2 separate regions of the Homo sapiens genome follow, and region 2 is linked to region 1. Evidence: chromatin loops called from intact Hi-C (ENCODE). Cell type or tissue: B cell. All regions are shown on one strand. Each heading gives the region's core, and the rest is flanking DNA. Links, peaks and the distances in the headings are about the cores only. Region 1 has its middle 43 kb from the start of RAD23B. Region 2 overlaps RAD23B (RAD23 nucleotide excision repair protein B).

Evidence for each region. Peaks named below come from ENCODE experiments on the same cell type or tissue, not always from the same donor. Only the 100,000 strongest peaks of a DNase experiment are listed, where the experiment ranks them.
Region 2: it touches region 1 in a loop (11-fold over the local background); 18 of 110 quality-filtered maps call a loop at or near these places.

The regions. Positions count from the first base shown.
Region 1 is chr9:107,237,705-107,242,105 of GRCh38, forward strand. No RefSeq gene overlaps it. Among named protein-coding and RNA genes, the nearest start is that of RAD23B, 43 kb to the right of the region's middle. In B cell, for the core only: a CTCF peak has its summit at 1,982 (motif pointing right); a DNase peak (open chromatin) is centred at 1,987.
Region 2 is chr9:107,297,406-107,301,806 of GRCh38, forward strand. RAD23B (RAD23 nucleotide excision repair protein B) reads left to right here. Exons shown (of 10, transcript NM_002874.5): 2 at 2,736-2,817. Among named protein-coding and RNA genes, the nearest start is that of RAD23B, 16 kb to the left of the region's middle. In B cell, for the core only: CTCF peaks have their summits at 2,298 and 2,498; a DNase peak (open chromatin) is centred at 2,176; H3K27ac peaks cover 442 bases.

The DNA of each region.
Region 1 (4,401 bases), core at 332-4,331:
AGTAAACCTTCTACCTCTTAAGCCTCAGGTTCCACATCCATAAAATGAATACAATATTACTATCTACCTTCCATGGCTGTGATGAGGATATAGTGAGGCAAGGGGTGATATGCCTGGCACAGAGTACAAACCCAACCAATGTGAGCTACCCTTATCATTGTCATTATTATTATTCGTCACATTTGCCTCTGTTTAATCAATAATCATTCCTTTACAAGATGAGTATCCCAAACTTACTTCCAAATACTTTGTCATTTTTTTCACTCCTCACTTAGCCTTTCTGTCTGATTCAAATGGCACGGGGAAAGAGAGAATGACTCAAACATCACAGATTGCTGTTACCCTGGCATGGTTAAGATAATTATGTCGCCATCAGGATACTGGTTTGACTCTGAAGTCTCATGTTCAGTGGTTACTGTTTCCTCTCAGGGACTGTGCTTAAGGTTTAGAGAAATCGTCGTCATCTAGATGATCGTTGCTCAATTGAAACATTTATTTGCTATATTAGTTTTCTATTGCTGTGTAACAAATTTAATGCCTTTAAACAACACCCCATGTATTAGCTCACAGTTCTGTAGGTCTGAAATCTGGGCACCACATGGCTGAAATCAAAGTGTAAGTTGTGCTGTGGTTCCCCTGGGATGCAAGACCCTCCTACAAGCTCATAGTTGCTAGAATTCAGTTCTGCGTGGTTGTAGGACTAAGGTTCTGTTTTCTTAAGAGCTGTTGGCTGGGGATCTCTCTCAGTTCCTAGAGGCTGCTCCTCTCCATCAGCAATTCGCTACATAGCTGTATGCTTTCTTCCAGGCCAGCAATTACATTTCTCTCTGATTTCTTCCTCTGCTACCAGTCAGAGAAAATGCTCTGCTCTTAAAGGACTCACCTGATTGGTGCAGGCCACCCAAGACAACCTCCCAATTGCCATAAACATCACAATTAAGAGACTGATACCTCATCAGATTCCTATCTTCCACCTACACTCAAAGAGGAGGAGATTACACAAGGGCAAGGGTGGTTGGAGGCCATCTTAGAATTCTGTCTACCACATTTACTTATGGAACAGCGTTTATGCCCTAGGCATTGCACAAAGCACTGTAGGGACAAAGATACATTACAGTTGCCTTTGAGATGTTCATGCTGTAGTCCAGCACTATCAAATACAGAAGCCATTAACCACATGTGGCTACTGAGCATTTGAAATGTGATTGATCTAAATTGTGCTGTGCTGTAAATGTCAAATGCACAGAGGATTTCAAAGAATTAGTAGCAAAACAGACTGTAAAATATCTCATTAATATTTGTGTAATGACTACATATTAAAGTGATAACATTTAGGAGATGTCGATTTAAATAAAATATATTATTAAAATGAATTTCATCTGTTCTGTTTACTTTTGTAAAGTGTCTACCAGGGAACTTCCAATCACATAAGTGGCTCGCATTATGTTTCTATTGGACAGTGCTGGTCTATGTCAAGAAAAACAATAATCACTTCAGAGTGTACTAGGTGCCATAACAGGAGAAGCCAGCAGTGTTTTGGGGTCACAAGAGGGAGTGGTCAGTTTAGCTGGGGAAGAGAGTGAAAATAGGAAAGACTTCAACTGCTTGGTTTCCCATTCATAGCAGACAAGGTAGAGCCTGATTTTCTATGCAAAAAATCCTTTCCCAAGAGATAGAAATTCTTTATATAAAACTGCAGAGTAATTACTAGAGACTTTTTATTTTAGAAGGCACAATTCAGAGCAAAATTTTAAAACAAATACAAATGCCCAAATGCACATTAGCACTTCTCTGACAAACTTTTAACTGTTCTGCCTCCGCCTGCACCTTTCTTGTCTTTCTCTTGGACACCAGCAGGCAGCTAATTCCCTCTCTCTGAGCTACTTTGTAGGGTCAAAACTTCCAGTTGCTCATCACAAAGAGCAGCCTGTCTTCAAAATTCCTCATAAGCAGTGATTCTCTGGCTTTTGATCTCTCCAATAGAGGGCAGCTATTACCAGCTTAATTGGAGTGTAATTACCTTCTCGGCCCTCCCACTTAGTTCAAAGAGGTCTCTTTGGCTTCCTAGCTTATGACAAATCAGAAAAAGAAATATTGAAATGTGATCTATAAAACTTTTTTCTATGGTGGCTTTTTGTCCCATTGGGAGTTTCTCTATCAGTTTTTGTTGTTGTTGTTTTTGGACTAGGCCATACTTCCCATAAGGACCCACGTGAATATTTTGTACTCATTAGACAAATACTTTTACACGCAAATAGTTAATACTTGTTAAGTACATGCTATGTATTAGATGCCTTGCTAAGTACATCCTCTCATTTAATCTTTTCAGCTCAAAAAGGTAACAATAATAACATAATACTAAAAGTTAGAGTGCTTGCTATATGCCAGGTACTTTTCTAATCTCCTTTTATTTGTGATGAGTTAATTTAAGGAGTTAAGGCTCAAGTGAGCTAAGAGATGGGAAATGCTAAGAACAGTGTCTAGCACTAAGTATTCAATAAATGTTAATTAATATTTAATCCTCGCAAAGACGCTGTGTCATAAAAAATATTGCTATCATTCCTATTTTACAGATAAGTAAACTGAGGCTTAAAGAGCTTAAGGTCCTTGCCCTAGATCAGTTGTTCTCAATCTTTAATGTGCCCCAAATATCATCTGGAGGGTTTGTGAAAACACAGATTGCTGGGCCCCACCCCGAGATTCTCATGCAGTAGGTCTCCAGCAGGCCTTGGGGATTTGCATTTCTAACAAGTTCCCCAGTGATGCCCATGATGCTGCCCAGAGGAGCTCACTGCTCTAGATCATTGAGTTAATAAAGATTTCACCCCTGGCTGGGCACGGTGGCTCATGCCTGTAATCCCAGCACTTTGTGAGGGGGAGGTGGGTGGATCACCTGATGTCAGGAGTTTGAGACCAGCCTAGTCAACATGGTGAAACCCCATCTGTACTAAAAATACAAAAATTAGCCAGGCATGTTTGTAGGTGCCTGTAATCCTAGATACTTGGGAGGCTGAGGCACGAGAATCGCTTGAACCCTGGAGGCAGAGGTTGCAGTGAGAAGAGATTGCACCACTGCACTCCAGCCTGGGCAACAAGAGAGAAACTCCCTCTCAAAAAAAAAAAAAAAGAAAAAGAAAGATTTCACCCCAGCTCTTCATACTCTGCACGAGTATTCAACACTCTCTCTTTGTCAGGTTATATTAATGGAGCTTGAAATGTCTAACATTCAAGCTAATGTCAGAACATAGACAACTTTAAGTAAACCATAAAAGATTTTAAAGAGACAGTAGAAAATGACTGGCTTACATCAGATATTGGAAAAGTCTGAACCAAACAGAGCATCAGCTCTCTTTCTAAGGAGCATGCCATTCATAGATTCTCATGAATAAGGGTACTTTGCTCACTTCCAGCAACTCCATTTTTTAAAGTTTTCTGTTTTAGCAACTCATAGATGAGTTTTAGCTACCCATGTATGCTGGCAAAGCTGAGTATTATCTTTCCTGGCTATGTATGTAGATGGACCGTGGCATGTAACTTATGGCTTGTTTGTGTAGAAGAGTGATACACAACACCTTCATGAGAAGTGTTTTTCTGCAGAGAGGAAAGGAGCGCTGTGGGATTGAGAGGAATTTACAATGCTTTTAATTAAAAACCAATGTTTTTGTTCTTAAAAAAATTTTTGAAGCAATTCTAGCAAAATGTTGGTATTTGTTAAAACTGACTGGTAAGTACACAGGCATTTATTATACTCTTCTGGATATTTTTCTAAATCTTTGAAATGTTTTATAACTACATATTTTTTAAAGGCCCAAGGCCTACTATTTACTACAAAAAAATAAAAACGACAAAAACACAGGGAGCACAAGCAGATACAGCCCCAGCTCCCACAGGAGTCACTGCCCCCTGAAGGAAGGAAGTAGCCCATAATCAAATAATCATAGATAGGCACATAGTTACAAACTGCGATCAGTTTTACAAAGCTAAGGGCTGGAGTGCTATGAAAGCTTCTAACTCTGGTACCTGACTAGGACTCCAAGTCAAGGAATGCTTCTCAGAAGAAGTGGAAATTCAGCTATGAGCCAAAGGCTACATAGGTGTTTACTAGGACACGTGGGTTAGGGCACAAAAAGAACTATCAAAAGGCCAGGTGAGGCCAGGCACAGTGGCTCACACCTGTAATCCTGCACTTTGGGAGGCTGAGACAGGGGTATCATTTGAGGTCAGGAGTTTGAGACTAGCCTGGCCAACACGGTGAAACCCCGTCTCTGCTAAAAATATTAAAAAATTAGCTGGGCATGGTGATACACACTTGTAATCCCAGCTACTCAGGAGATTGAGCCAGGAGAATCACTTGAACCAGGAGGTGGGGAAAGAAAAGAAAGGAAAAGAAAAGAAAAGAAA
Region 2 (4,401 bases), core at 176-4,175, 60 kb after region 1:
CTTGGCTCACTGCAACCTCTGCCTCCTGGGATTCAAGCAGTTCTCCTGCCTCAGCCTCCGAAGTAGCTGGGATTACAGGTGCCAGCCACCATGCCCGGCTAATTTTTGTATTTTTAGTAGAGATGGGGTTTCACCATGTTGGCCAGGCTGGTCTCGAATCCAACCTTAGGTGATCCGTCTGCCTTGGCCTCCCAAAGTATGGGATTACAGGCGTGAACCACTGTGCCCAGCCTTAATATTTTTTAATCAATTTTGATTTCTTTGAAGCAAAAGTTATTTAGTAGTAAATTACTAAAGGGCCTTTTTTTTTTTTTTGGTCCAGCTTTTCTTAATTTATGGGGCTTTTTTTTCCTTTGGTCCTCCCTCATTTTTGATATAAAGCTAGAGAGTCCCGTTACTTATTTAAGCGTTTTGAAATATGAAATATTTAAGTCTGTCTTATACTTCATTGTAACCTGTCAAGAATGAGATATTCCTGCATGTTTATTTTCTTTTATTTGTTGCTTCATATGTGTCTTTTTTTCTTCACATATGTCTATGCTCTGTTCATTTATTCATCCAGCACAGGATAATGGAGCACCCACTCCATGCCAAGCCACTATGTATTGTTCTGAGAACTGGGTTTATGCATAGAGATACACTTGGTCTGTAATTTATTTGTAGTTTTCCTAAATAATCACACTTGCAAATATTGTATCCTTTTGTCCCTCTACAAACAAAGTTTGAGAAGAAATTTACCATACACCACTGAGTGCTCCACCCATGCTCTGCCATCAGTTGGTTGACTTGGCAAGTCTCTTAGCATGTAGGATAGCAGTCTTCAAATGACTTGGTTTCAAGACTTGTTTACATTTAAATAAGTTATTGAGGGCTCCAAAATAACTTTTGTCGATATGCTTACGTTTTATTTTATTTATTTATTTTTTAAGGCAGATTCTCACTCTGTCACCCAGGCTGGAGTGCAGTGGTATGATCTTGGCCCACTGCAACCTCCACTTTTCAAATGATTCTTGTACCTCGTCCTCCCAAGTAGCTGGGATTACAGGCATTTACCGCCATGCTTGGCTAATTTTTTTTTTTTTTTTTTTTTTTTTTTTGCATTTTTAGTAGAGACAGGGTTTTACCATGTTAGCCAGGCTGACCTCGAACTCCTGGCCTCAGGTGATCCTCCCACTGCAGCCTCCCAAAGTGCTGGGATTACAGGCATCAGCCACTGCGCCTGACCCAATGTACTTACATTTATTAATGTTTACCACATTAGAAATTAAAACAAACTTTATTAATGTTCATTTAAAAATAAATATAAACTTATTATAATAAATATTATACTTACTTTTTTTGCAAAAAATAACTATCTGCCAAAACAACAGTAACACCAAAGCACTGAAAAGACTGACACTGTTTTACTTTTTTTTTTGCAAATCTGATGTTTGGCTTTAAAAAAATTTTACTTGTGTTTTACCTTTGAAATGGGGAACAGTGGAAAATAGTGGATTGAGATTTTTGTGATGGATTTCTACTTTGGGGAACATCAGAATAGCAGTGATGCTACTGACCCATTTCAGGAAGATCAGTGCAGCAAGGAAGGTTTATATGGTATTTGCAAAATACTCTGCTTGGAGTCATAAGGGGTGGTAACCTCTTTATTTCCGTCTCCTCATCTATAAAATTGAGTGGGTGACATTTCCTTTTGTCCCAGAGTTTTGAGGATTGTGTGAAATTGTATGTTAACATCTGAAGCTAAATAAGCTTTTTTTATCTTTGAAGTACACACCATCACTTTTTAATTGTACAAAAGAAACCTTTATTTGTATCCCTTTCTGTCTAAAACTCAAGAGAACTGTCAACTTAGATAATTTTCAAGAAGTATTGAATTTTTCTCCTTGGTTTTTGTGCCTTTAAAGTAATGAAAGTAGTTCTATAAAGGCAAATGGGAAAGCCATCTCTGCCTTTTTTACTCCTGTACCTCCCTACTTAACAAGTTAAGAAGTTCATTAGACTCATTTTTGTAAATACTGTATAATGAGCCTAATTGTCACACAATTTTAGGAAATGAAGAGACTATAAAGGTCATGGATTCCAGCTCCTCTTACAGATGAATGAAGCTGATGCTGAGAGAAGCTAAGCTGCTTGTTTAAGAGCATTGAAGTTGTCTGGAGGTTTTCAGCCTGGGCTGAACTTTGGAAACACCTGTAAAACTTTTTAAAAATACTGATGTCAAGGTCCCACTCTCAGAGATTATGTTTTAATTGGTGTTTGTAAAGTCCCCCTGGTGATTGTAATGAAACATAACACTTAAAATGAATCATTTGCCTTTTAACATTCACAATTTAACCTTTAACATTGAAGTATTCTTATTGTTGATGAGACTGTTTTATTTCTTAGATTTTTTAGGTGATCAAGCTTTACTTTCTTGCTCCGTGGGAAATAAACCCATGAACAGTATATAAACCAAAACTTTGATGTTGAAAACTTTATTTTAAATTATCAGTTCAACTAGTAAATTTTTAAAAATCTGTGTGTATCAGATGGTGTTAAAGTTTATGGCTATCATAACTAGTAATATGAGTTAATGTTGAATCTTTTTTGATATAAATTGGAAAAACATAATATTTGAGGTTTTGGAAACATTAATAATTATGTATATAATTTTTGTCTTCCATTATTTATTCAGATTCTGGATTGTCATTTTTTATTTAGACTTTTTCCAAAACAAATCTTTATTTTTCCTATAGGTGAAAGCACTGAAAGAGAAGATTGAATCTGAAAAGGGGAAAGATGCCTTTCCAGTAGCAGGTCAAAAATTAATTTATGCAGGTATGAATTAAATATTAAAATTAACATGCCATGTCTTGATATTCTTTTAGTTTTAGAAATGTTATCTTATATATTGTAGTATATTCAAATTGTCAGAAAAATGATTGTACAAATAAAAGCAGTGAAAGAGCAGTCATTTGAATCTAATATTAATATTCAATCTTCTCTTTATTCACATTTGCCCTGTGTATTTTTCCATCAAATGGTATTAGTTTTGTTTTATCTTTTGTAAGCATCGTGTAACTGGCTTTTGTTTTTTTAATCAAACGGAGCTTTTTTTTTTAAATTGAATTGAAACCATTTATACTGATTGTGTTATTATTAGTATGCTTGGAATCATTCCTGTAAAATTATTTTAACCAAAACTAACTGAAGAGTACAGAAAAAACACATCACACAGACACCTACAGGAAGAAAAAAAATTAATATTCAGATTATGTAAAGAATTCTTAGAAATCAGTAAGGAAAGGATGACCAATAAAGCAACAAAGGATAAGAGTAGGAATTATACATTTGACTAGCCTCACTAATAACCAGGAAAATGTATATTAAAAATACATTTGATATCCAAATTTTTAGAGAAAATGCTTTCATTGTAGATGTTAGTAAGGTGGGTGTTTGATCACCCATGGATTCTTCTCTTTTTCTGAATAGTGTTTCCTAAAGTGAGACAGCCTGGAGGAAATGCTAACCTGGTGATTCAGTCCCATTATTTTTATAGGTCAGAATTCAGAAGCCTAAAGAAGCGGACATAAAATTCAAATTTCCAGTTTCTTGTTTTGGCCTGTTTTCTCATTCCTATCCATATTCCTTTCTGACTTAATGTTAGCAGCTTTTGATTCAATAGCTTTTTAAAGGTGGAAAACTAAATTCATGTAGCAAGAAACACTAGAGAGTCCTAGCTACCTAATAGTGACCTTCAGCACGACCACAGTTTTGTGTACTTCGTGCATTTCTAAGTTCTGTAGCATCTTGCCCTTTCTTGTGTATCATGTCGTTTTCTGAAGTACTTTTAGTATCTTGCTTTGATAGTGTTAGAACATTTCTGATTTATCAGATATCAGTATTTTGGGGAGCAGGAAATTTGTTTCTCTCCCTTTCTTCATATCATAAAAGAATATAGGTTATTTTCCAGAGGACCCCTGTGCAATCGGAGTATTGAATTTTCTTTATCTTCATGATCTCCTCCTTTTCAGGGCCTCTTTCATATTTCCTTGCCCAGTAAGTCTTTTATATAATCAATACATTTGTAAAAATTGATTGTCATTCTATATACACTATATAAGTTTGACATCTTTTAGTCAAATGCTTATGCTTTTTAGTTTTATTTGTTTGAGAGAGGGTCTTGCTCTGTCACCCAAGCTGGAGTGCAGTGGTGTGATTATACTCGCTGTATCCTTGAACTCCTGAGCTCAGGTGATCCTCCTGCCTCAGCCTCCCAAGTAGCTAGGACCATAGGCATGTGCCACAATGCCTGGCTAATTTTGAATTTTTTTTTTTCATAAACAGGGTCTTGCTATGTTGGCCATGCTGGTTTCAAACTCCTGGCCTCAAGCTATATTTCCTCCTCAGCCTACCAAAGTG